Regions from separate parts of the Mus musculus genome. Here region 1 is linked to region 2. A link is a loop called in an ENCODE intact Hi-C map of the cell type or tissue named here. Cell type or tissue: left cerebral cortex. All regions are shown on one strand. Each heading gives the region's core, and the rest is flanking DNA. Links, peaks and the distances in the headings are about the cores only.

Region 1 (5,514 bases), core at 113-5,112, 180 kb after region 2:
TTCACAGTGCGGAGCAAGTATCTAGGTTTGTGTAGCTATTAGGACAGCTTTTACATTTAGAGATAACCCAAGCGCAGATGGAAACACACACACAGATGTTCCTCGACAAATGTGCTGGACCCGAAGTTCACGAAACACATTTCTTGACTCCTGATTAATACATGTTTTAATGACCTTTAAAAAAAAAAGTCACATTTGCATGCTTCCCCTTCACCCCAGACCTTCAACTCCACAGGCTGACCGAGCAGGAGCGCATCCTTCCTTCAGTACTGGACTCAGTGTTTCTGGGATTATAAAAGTCTTCATAAAACAATGGCCTCTCTTTCTCTTCCTGCTTTTCTGGCTCTCACTCTGTAATCTACCCCAGCTCTGGTTTACACCAGTCCACCTATCAGAAATCTTTTCCTTCTTCCTCTTTGGCGGTCTAGATCGGGTTCATTCCTCAAGGTCTATTATGAACGTAATCTCTTTTGCCTTCTTTGATGACGCTCCAACCACAGATAATTTCTTCCTTGTCTAACACTGGGTATTACACCAGGTATAACCCTCATAAGACCTGACATTCTGACCTGTACAGTAGATATCTGTGGATGTGAAATGTGTGTCCCATTAAGATCTCCTACGTGGTACTGACCTTTGTATTGGAGGTAGCGTAGCACTAAACATACTTCCTTTCACCAATTAAAAAAATAAAAATCTTATTTGATGAATGCAAACTCAAGGTGTTCCATAATTTTCCATCATTGAAAATGGTCTAAGAGATCAAAAGACAAACCCAGTTTTTTTAATGGGGCATTTAATTTGAGGGGCTAGGCCAAAATAGTGGAGGGACTTCTGGTAGGTTAAGAAAGTATGCCTGGATTATGTGGAAACCCGAAGACTGCCTTGGAAGAGGCAAAACATAATTTGAAGGCACCCGTGGCATAACTTTATTTATTTGTGGCTTTAAGATGAATACAAGAAGTTCAGAGGCTTTAAAGGACATTTTATGAAAGAGCAAATTTTGAATGCATTGCAAACTAGGTTACCTAGCTCACTTCCAAACGAAATAAAAGCAAGTTAAAAAAAAATTAGCTCCTTCTCCGTAGTGAAAATAATAATGCCCAAGTAATGTCATTTTCTCCCTTCAAATTATAAGCTAATCAGCGAGGCCTGTTAACCTCATATAAACATTTCATTAAGGTACTCAGATGACACTACTGCTACATGAATAATGAATTCCCGCCCCCAGGCTTTACCTAATTTATGGCCCTTTATTTGGTGACTTTGCTTTAGAGCGCACAGGGTAAGGTGAAAGATGGGAAGAGAACCGGTTTAACTTGTATTCAAATACCTTTGCAGATTAAACAACACATCTCAACTTTTCCCCCCTCCTCTCCCCATCCGCAGCTCTCGTTTGTATCACAATCAGTGAACTGAGGAGATGACCCGAACAAAGGGGACTGGCACCTGCGCCTTCTCCATTGCAAACATTTCTTCCCACCCACGGCCCTCCACGGTCAGCGTTTGCCCGACCTTTCTAGCGCAGGCTCTTTCCCAGGTCACCTCGGGACCCCTGAGCAAGACTCTGCAGCCCGGGCTCTGACACCGATCTCTCCTCCTCCTACACGTGACCAAGCGGCGTGCGCCGCGGACAGACACCGCAACGCGGTAGACCTGGTGACAAAGGCTCGGGCGCATCCGGAGTCCCGCCGGCCTCCCGCGCTCAGCGTCGGCGGAGCCTGCGCAGGGCGGTGCCGCGCAGCGCGGGCCGCGGGAGCGGGAGCCGCAGCCGGGAGCGCGCCGCGGAGCCGAGCAGAGCCCGCCGCGCGCAGCGCCGGGCAGCGGAGGAGCCGAGGAGCGGAGCAGCGCCTGCCGCGTAGCCGAGGAGCGGAGGGGAGGCCGAGGAGAAGCCGAGCAGAGCCCGCCGCGCGCCGGGGAGCGGCTCCACGGAGCAGAGCCCACCGCCTGCCAGTCCGTTCGCCCGCGCCCTGCTGCTCCCAACGCCGCCGCCGCCCCGGAGCCCCGCAGCGACTGGGACACGGGTGAGCAGGCCGCGGCCCGTGAGCTTGGCTCCGGCAACCGGGCCCCAAGCGTCTTCCCCGCCCGTACTTACACCACGGCTCGGGAGATCATCCAGGACACCATCTTTTCGGCCGATGGGCCGCTGACCGCAGGCCGCGCGCTCCCCGCTCGCGCTCCCCGGGGCCGCGCTGGCGCCCTCGGGAGCCGGCCCGGTGTGTGCGCGCGGTGCCCGGAGCCGCCCGGAGCCCGGTCCCCCGCCCGTCCGCCCCCGCCCGCGGCCCCGCCGGCCCTGCCGGCCCCGCCCCTGCGCTCCGCTGATAGGCGGCGGCTCCGGGACCCCGCGGGCGCTGCGCTCCACCGAGCTGCGCGGTCACCTCGCTTCCCCGGGCCGGGGGACTCCGGGCGGGCGGTGAGAGCGCGTGGGAGCCGAGGCCGGGGGCGGGGGAAGCCGGGATTGTGAAGTGTCTGGCTAGGTGCGGCTCCGGTGCTCACCGAGGCTCGGCAGCCAGGGCCTACCACAGGCCTGGGTTGGCACGGCGAGGCTCGTGGTGCAATGCAGGGGCCAAGGGAGAGCGTCGGGGGTCACGTTTGGAGTGATGGGTTTGCAGGGATGGCGAGGCTGTTCTGGGCCCCTTGGGGCACCTTTTCCATCAGCGTCAGCCAACTCCTGTCTGTCTTGCCTGCCCCACAGCCTAAAACGTGGACCCAGGATTTCCGACCCGTGGTGCTGTTTACAAGTGTCCTTATTTTTTTTTTCCGTCACGCGCGCGCGCGTGTGTGTTACCTCTTAACACTGTCCAAAATTTTAAGCTGACCTTTTAAGTTACTGTAGGTGTTTTTTTTTCTTGGTCCCCTGGTGGAAGCAATAGTAAAAGTTCTCTAAGCTAGAAAGAATAATGTCTGTAATGTGGTGTTTGGAGCCTTTAATTAAAGTCCTAGAAAATATGATGGCTCATTTTGGGACGTACTGTAATTTAATCTTTTTGTTCCCCAGTTTCCCCATAATAAAAAGAGGCTAATAATACTCTTGCTTACCTCCTGCTTTTCAAGGATGATGTAAGGTATTGCTAATTAATGTGTTTAGGAAGGAGTCGGATTTGCCTGGGATGGTATCAAGGGACAGGGATAGGTTACCATGAGTGCCTTGTAGTTCATGAGGCCTATAAATTAAGAAGAATTTTGGCCATGAAAGAAAGCAGCAGGGGAGGGATGGTGGTGAGCTCTTGTGATCCCAGCACTGTGGAGGAGGTGGAGGCCTGCGGGGTTTCCTTCCACAGAACCAGGAAGAGAAGTCCTCCGCTGCTTTCTGCTCTTCCGTTCCTTTTTTTTTTTTTTTTTTTGCTTATTTACATTAAGAATGTGTGTTTTTATTTCAGGGGCTGCGGTGATTGCGTTTGTCCTGGTTTATTTAGTTTGACCATTGTTCAGCGTTACTGGGGAGATGTGCTTGCCCTCTAAGCAGCAGTTTTTCTGGCACATACCTTCCTTGTCCTTTCATGTCCTTCCATGGGCAGAGCGGTCTTGTAATGTCTTTATTTACAGCCTTTCGTTCCTCATCCTTAACATATCTTTCCCCTCCTCTCTTTCCTGAGCTAAGGTGTGTTTTCGTGCCCTTGACTGAATTGCATCTTTTTCTTGGATGCTTTATTTCCCATTCTCTACCTTTCTGACCTCTTAAATCCCCCCCCCCCAATTCCCTGCCCCCCACCCTCCCTCATAATTTATCCCTTAAGTTTCTGGACTCCTTTCACCCCTCCGCATTTAGTCTCTTCTGCCTGTTTTGCAGAGGTGATGGCTCTTGTTATTGTTTGCAGGACACAGCCCCCTTGTTCCTATTTCAAAAAGCCACGGGTTGTAAACCACCTACCTACCCTGGGTTGCTACAGTGTTGTTGAGTCATCCTGCCGCCCCAGACAGCCCTGGAGTGTTGATTCTCCTTGGTACCATGGAAACGGAGGTTTAGAGAACTTAACTCTGTAGCCAGTGATCCCCATGGTTCATAGGTAATGGAGCTGAACTCCAGTACTTTTGAGTCATACCTGAGTTGGGTGTGAGTTGGTTAGTCCAGGGGGAAAATTAAAAATTAGCAAGCTGCTTTTCTTCGTTGTTGTGACTGGCATTAACCACTAGCAAGCAGGTGGGGATGGGTCTGGGGATGCTGCACTCTGTGCTGTGTGGGGGACATCCTGAACAAAGACTGTTCCTGTGTCCTTCCTGGTTTAGGAAGATCATGCTTGTCATTCCTGTGATATTTGTCATCGTCAGAGCCTGAAATTTCCACTTTATAAAGTCACAGTTTTAACCGTGACTGAAGTTTCTTGTCTCTGTCTCTGCACACTCCTGTTGTGTAAACGAGAAGGGAAGGTTGTGTTCACCACTTGATTAGACGTTTTTGATAGTTGTGTCACATGGAGTCCTCAGCAGGTTTGCAAGGCAGTCACGTCCAGTTCCTAATCATTTTGTCCCAGCATCCATATGCTGACGGGCCTTTGTGTAACTTATTTTTATTTCCCCTTTCCACTTTACTGGTTTATCTAGATAGATGGATTTGTTTGGAGTTGCCTGTACAAGGGGGTTGCTCGGTGCGTCTCATTATGGCAGCGTGTTAACCGGAGGGCCACTCGGAAACTGATACGGCTGAGAACTATTGACCTACATAAGAGTCGGTCAATCCTAGGAGGAGCCTCTTGTGGAAAGCGCCCAGCTTTTAGAGGTGGCTGCTTGCTGTTTGTTACTGGACCTCAGATACTTGAGATCTGCTAATTGATGGCTATTAGATATATGCTTCAGTGTGTAAGATGATGCTATAGCCTTATGTGAGAAAAGGGAATACGGTATCTTCTGCTCAGCAGTGTGTGTGTGTGTGTGTGTGTGTGTGTGTGTGTGTGTGCACGCACGCGCACACAGTTGCCTGTGCTCCTTGCACCAAATGAAGGCCAGAGGGTGTCAGGCATATCCTATCCTCTGCTGCTCTGCCTTATTCCTTGGAGGTAGGGTTACTCTGACCTTGGAGAATTCATGTTTTCAGCTAGGCTGGTACCCTGCAAACCCAACTAACTCTCCCGACTCTGCCCCTCACCCCACACACTGGGGTTATTATAAGAACAGGGGCTGGAGAGATGGCTCAGCAGTTAAGAGCACTGACTGTTCTTCCAAAGGTCCTGAATTCAAATCCCAGCCACCACATGGTGGTTCATAACCATCTGTAATGAGATCTGACACCCTCTTCTGGACTGTCTGAAGACAGCTACAGTGTACTTACATATAATAAATAAATCTTTAAAAAAAAAAAAGAACATGGATAACCAAGTCCAGCTTATGGGGCTGGGCAGTGATGTGGGTGGGGTGGGGTTGCTGGGGTTGGAACTCTGGCCTTCATGGTTGAGCAGCAATCACCTTTAACCACTGAGCCTACTCGAGTAGCTTTTATAATGTGGCCTTACTTGGCATGCTTCCTCTCATTCCACATAGAAGCTAGGGAAATATTTAAAGCTTTGTTTGTTTATACAT
Region 2 (5,514 bases), core at 123-5,122:
TATATGAGTGCTCTTTCTGCATGTATACCTGCCTGACTGAAGAGGGCGTCAGGTCCCATTACAGATGACTGTGATTGCTGAGAATTGACCTCAGGACCTTTGGGAAAGTGGCCTGTGTTCTTAACTGCTGAGCCATCTCTCCAGCCCTATAGTTAGGGTTTCTATTTTTGCAATGAAACACCAAGACCAAAAAACAAGTTAGGAAGAAAGGATTTATTTGTCTTACCTTCCACATCACTGTTCATCATCGAAGAAAGTCAGGACAGGAACTCAAACAGGGCAGGAACCCAGAGGCAGGAGCTGATGCAGAGGCCATGGAGGGGTGCTGCTTGCTGGCTTGCTCATCATGGCTTGCTCACCTTGCTTTCTTATAGAACTCAGGACCATCAGCCCAGGGTTAGAACACAGTGGGCTGGGCCCTCCCCCACTGATCACTAACTAAGGAAATCCCCTATAGCTGGATCTCATGGAGGCATTTCCTCAATAGAAATTCCCTCCTTTCAGATGACTCTAGCTTGTGTCAAGTTGACCTAAGACTAGTTCAGGGCACTTACCAATATTTAAAAGCATAAAAAGAGAACGATGTCTACTCCACCCTAGGGACCCTCAACTCTAGTAGCAACTGGCTTGAGCTGTTTGATGAAGGATGAAGGTAAGGCATGAATGCTTTCCAACTGGGATGCAAGGTCAAATGTCATTAATTACGTCCCCTGATAATATGGCTGGCTGGTCCAAGAGGTCTGGAGTGGGGGTGGGGTGGAGGTGGAGTTAGACCTTCACACACCCAGTCACCCCAGGAATGTCAAGGATGGATCACACATAGATGAGGTGAGGAAGTCATGCCTGGAATGGTGAGGATGGATCACATATAAATCAAACTGTTAGGTCTCAAACCCAAGACAAACAGCTAACAGAGGTTACTATTACCATATCAAAGCTGACCCTGGCCACCAAGTTTTCCCACCATCCCTGAGTCTCTACCCATTCCAGGGTCCTCCTGGCTGGCATACTCCACCCCATACCCTAAACTTCTCCAGCCACGAGGCTGGACTGGGTTTTCCCTTCCCCCAGCCTCTCTGGCTCCTATACAATTCAGCCATTTCGGTTACATTATCTCTTAGCCCAGGCTACCCCTCTTTGTTAGTGTCTCCTTTCTTGCTTTCCCTGCCTCTCTCTCTCCACATAGTCCAGCTCAGTCTGGCAATGTTCACTCTGCACTCTCCCAGATGCCTCTTTTTGTCCATATTCTGTATTCTCTCTTATGTCTGTCACAAACCTTCTCCTCCACCATACCTAAGAACATCCTGAGCTCCTCCCATTTCTTTCTCTTTTTTTCCATCCATAAATCATCCCCAGAATGGTGAAGATGTGTACGGTTAGCACTCTGTCTAAATTCCATCTTACAATTACCTGGCAACAGCCAGGTAGGCCTGGCCCACTACAAAAGGGGCTGCTTGCCCCCTCCTCCCTCTCTTACTCCTTCCCGGCTTGCTTCTCTCGTGCCCTCTTGGGCTCTTCCCTTCCCCCTTCCCTTCTCCCTCTCTCCCTGTGGTCATGGCCGGCCTCTACTTCTCTGCTCTCTCTCTCTCTCTCTCTCTGCCTTTCTCTGCCTCTACTATCCACTTAACTCCTCTCCCCATGCCCTGAATAAATTCTATTCTATACAATATAATAGTATAGAATGTGGCTGGTCCTTCAGGGAGAAAGGATGCATTGGCATGGGCCCACTGAGGCACCCCCCCCTCACCACACCCCCATAGAACATGTTCTTATACCTCTTTGTCTTTTTATAATCACATTGTGTGCCACACAGATGAGGTCACCCCAGGAATGGAGGGTAGATCACATATAGATGAGGTTACCCCAGAAATGATAAGGATGTATCTCACATGGATGAGGTTACTCCAGGAATGGTGAAGATGCATCACACATCGATGAGATCACCCCAGGAATGGTGAGAATAGATCACACACCCAGTCACTCCAGGTAAGGACGAGTTACACAGAGATGAACTCACCCTGGAAATGGTGAACGTGAGCCCCCTACAGAGAGGGTTAGGGCATTTGCTGAAAATCCCTGCCACCGAGATCAGAGAAAACGGAAAAGGTTAAATACGGAAGAGACCTTCAAAGGTCACCTCCCTCTTTGCATGGAAGAGGAAGCCAAGGTCCCAGAAGGCTGCGTATCTCTCACAGAGTGCATTTACAGAAAAACCCAACCCAAGACTGCAGGCGCCTTCCACTGAAGTAACAGAAATGGGAAGGGGAAAAAAAAAAAAAAAAAAAAAACACTGAGTGAGTCAGGCGAGCGGGGGACACGGTCTCCCTTCCCCCTACCTCGGGGTGGTGGCAGGCAGCCAACTGGAGCTTGCTGCATATTTAATTTAAACCTTTGTCTGCCCTGGCAAGGACAAAGTACAATCTGTTTTATGTAAAAAGTCTTCCCTGAGGAAAGCCTCAGCCTCCAGCTGCGAAACTGATTGATGTTCTTAACTCCTCCCCCCCCCCCCCCCAGCCTCTGTGGGGATCCGAGGTTGCAGTTTCCAAAAAAAGAGTTGGGGGGGGGGGGAGGAAAGCACTCCAAACAAACAAGCAAAACAAAATTTCTTGCTTTTATTGTGTTACTCTCAATCTAGGAGAATTAGCCTGAAACTAGAGGGAGAAGCCTACAAATAAAGCCTATATTTTACAAGCCGATTTCAGAGCCCCAGATGGGAGGGGCTGGGACAGCAAGCTGCCGCGGGAGGCTGGAGTCTCGTCTAGGAGCTTTGTCTACAAGCTCCTTCTGCCTTGCCTTAGATGGCCTAATCTAATCAATACAGATACCAAAACGTCCTAAAGATGCCTTAAAGTGAAGCCTTCGTGTCAAGGAACATCACCGTTGGAAATGGTCACCGAACGTGAGATGGAGATTAGGAGTCACCTTGTTTTGAGAGCTCTGTGGATTTCCGGGTAGCCTGTTTCAGAGACCCTGATTTGGGAGATCATATGTCTTGCAAAACCAAGGCGTGCATTGTTGCAACTCAGTTTGGGGTCACCTCCAAGTGTTCCTGGACCTTCTAGACTTCTGCCTTAGACTGAAGCACTTAGTGACCTCAGTCTCAGCTGGCGCTCAGTGTTCAAAGGTTAGCGTCGAGGTGCGCTGAGGAGACCCAAAGGGGGCGGAACCACCCTGCATAGCATTAGACTTTTAACTCTGCTCCCGCCCTCGGTCCCCTGTATCAGATTGGTTGGAAGGAGAGCGTGGGTTAAGGGGGCATGGACCTGCCTTCCCCTTTCTGGTTCAGGAGCCAAACTTCATCTTGGAGTCAGAACAAAGCCATGGCCGGATCACACTAAGGAGCTCCAGCCTGTTTTGGGACAGAGCCAGGACCCAGAAACCATTGCCATGAGCCACCAGCTGGCTGCGGTCCCGGAAAACTTGTGCAGCTGCCGCACAGGCCAGACTGGGCCTGCACACTGTCACAGTGCCAGGCCCTCCATTAAGGCCCCCGTCTCCGCTCACACCCAACTTGCCCCGCGTACTTTGGCATCCTCCTGCCTTGAGGTGTGCCCTGGGATTACAGGGGAGACTTCAGAACCACCGAGTGACCTGCCTCCTCTTATCTTTCTGGGAATTACACAGTTGTTCTGGAACCCCTTGGAGAGGTCAAGGTAGATGGCTCCAGTCGCTGGTCTGATGAAAATGGAGGATTGAATCATTTCCCTTAACTCTGTGTGGTCTAATTTAAGTGCCTGTCATTAGTACTTCTAAGGAGAACACAGGCGCCCTAGCCCTGAAAACTGAAATCCCTCTCCGAAGGCCCTAATGATGGGGACAAAAAAAAAATCAATGAATGGCCACATTCACAGCTGTTTCCAGAAGTGTTTCCTGCTTTCTTGGACATTAAGCTCCAGTAATAAAGTTAACAACAGTACAATCATCCCGAGAAAAGGTCAAAGAAGAGGAAAATCTGTTTTGAAAAAAGATCCTGCCATCTCTTCCACACACCCGAGATTATCTCGCCATGCAGTGAGTGATTTCTCCGGGTAAACGTTCCCATTGACCCTCAGTGAGATGATCTGAAAGATCTGGCTTTTGCCCCAGTTGTATGAGTCCCTCTCCTGCTTGAGTATAAGCCTCCAGAAATCTGACAGACTGTAACAAGTCCGTCTTTAAAGGATTTGTGTGTGTGTGTGTCTCATGAGCACACACAGGTTAGAGTACATACACGAAGGTGCCAGCAGAGACCAGAAGAGTGCCAGGCAGTTGTGAGCCTCCAGACATGGGTGCTAGGAAATGAACTTTGGTCTTTGGCAAGAGTTCTTCTTAACCACGGAGCCATCTCTCCAGCTCCCCAAAGCTGCCTTTCGAATCCCTTATCATCAGGCAAAGGTCTACAGGCGTTCAATAAGCCTGGGTCTTAAGCATCTTTCCTGATATAGGAAACAGGGCAGGATGCCACAGTGGGGTCAGTGACCTAGAGTCCCTGTGGAGGGTGACCCAGTAGTGCTGAAGCTGTAAGGACAAGAAAGACTTCCAGGAAGCTGGCAGCGAAGGGGAAACGGTGGCTATGTTGCTTAGTGAAGTGATAAGCACACGTTAGCAAGTGTGCTGAATTCAGAGGGCTGTGTGGATTAACTATCTGGGAATGTTTCTGGGAGGGGGTGGGGGGTGGGGGCAGTAACTGTTGAGCTCAAACTTAAAAGATGGGCAGGCTTTGGTGATGGCAGAAATGGAGCGGGCAGACTCGTAGCAAGATGCATCCCGGAAGACGTATGACTCCTCCGGATACTGAGATGGGACAGTGCAGGGCGTGTTTGGAGCACAGAGGGTCCTCTGGAACAGCTGGGGTGCACAGGATAACATAGGGAGTGACAGGAGCTAGATTGAGGGGTCACATCAGACGAGATGGTGATTGTTCTGGAAAACGAACCCCCTGGATTCCATCCTAGAGGCAAAGCCGAGACACGTGGAGAATCTTAAGCAACCGACAAGGTCAAGGGATTTAAGTTAGTGTGTACGGCAAACGAAAGGTCTGCAGAAGTCTGGAGTTCACTCCGGATGGATGAACAAGCCTATTGTCCTATTGTCCAGTTGAACCTCCTACAGGACTGGCAGGTTTTCTCCACCCCAACCAGATAAACCCCAATTCTCCTCAAGCCCCCAAATTCAAATCTTGAGAGCTGGAAATCTTCCTTTCCCAGACAACTCCTCCAAAACAATTAACACTTGGCTCAGACTGTCTGGTACCCTAATGTCTGTCTAGAGTCAGCAGCGATAAACTGTTTCTCACACTCTCCCCAGAAGGAGTGTGAAGAAAGGCCAAACCCTACCCCTGGAACACAGTTCGCCATATTCCAGTAGAGACCTTGCCTCAGATTATGGAACAAGCTAGATTATAGAAGACTTCTTGTCTAGTGACATTTGTTTCCTAAACTTCTACAATAAAGCCTGTTTTCAAACCTATCCCATAGGGTGCCACACAATACTTCCTGACGCTGGGCCTTTAAAACTACATATCGTCTTTTATTT

The links. A loop is a pair of places that touch in the nucleus more often than their neighbours do. Peaks named below come from ENCODE experiments on the same cell type or tissue, not always from the same donor. Only the 100,000 strongest peaks of a DNase experiment are listed, where the experiment ranks them.
Region 1: it touches region 2 in a loop (6-fold over the local background); 22 of 42 quality-filtered maps call a loop at or near these places.

The regions. Positions count from the first base shown.
Region 1 is chr10:67,094,695-67,100,208 of GRCm38, forward strand. Reep3 (receptor accessory protein 3) reads right to left here and starts at 2,294. Exons shown (of 8, transcript NM_178606.5): 1 at 2,096-2,294. The coding sequence starts at 2,127. It also overlaps a transcript of Jmjd1c not described here. In left cerebral cortex, for the core only: a CTCF peak has its summit at 2,873; DNase peaks (open chromatin) are centred at 1,696, 2,422, 2,717, 3,250 and 2 more places; H3K4me3 peaks cover 3,932 bases; H3K27ac peaks cover 2,635 bases.
Region 2 is chr10:66,918,153-66,923,666 of GRCm38, forward strand. It overlaps 1110002J07Rik (RIKEN cDNA 1110002J07 gene), which reads right to left and starts at 2,232. Exons shown (of 5, transcript NR_138561.1): 1 at 2,018-2,232; 2 at 227-237. In left cerebral cortex, for the core only: no CTCF peak of the experiment used is centred there; DNase peaks (open chromatin) are centred at 2,350, 2,728 and 3,365; H3K4me3 peaks cover 1,295 bases; H3K27ac peaks cover 1,766 bases.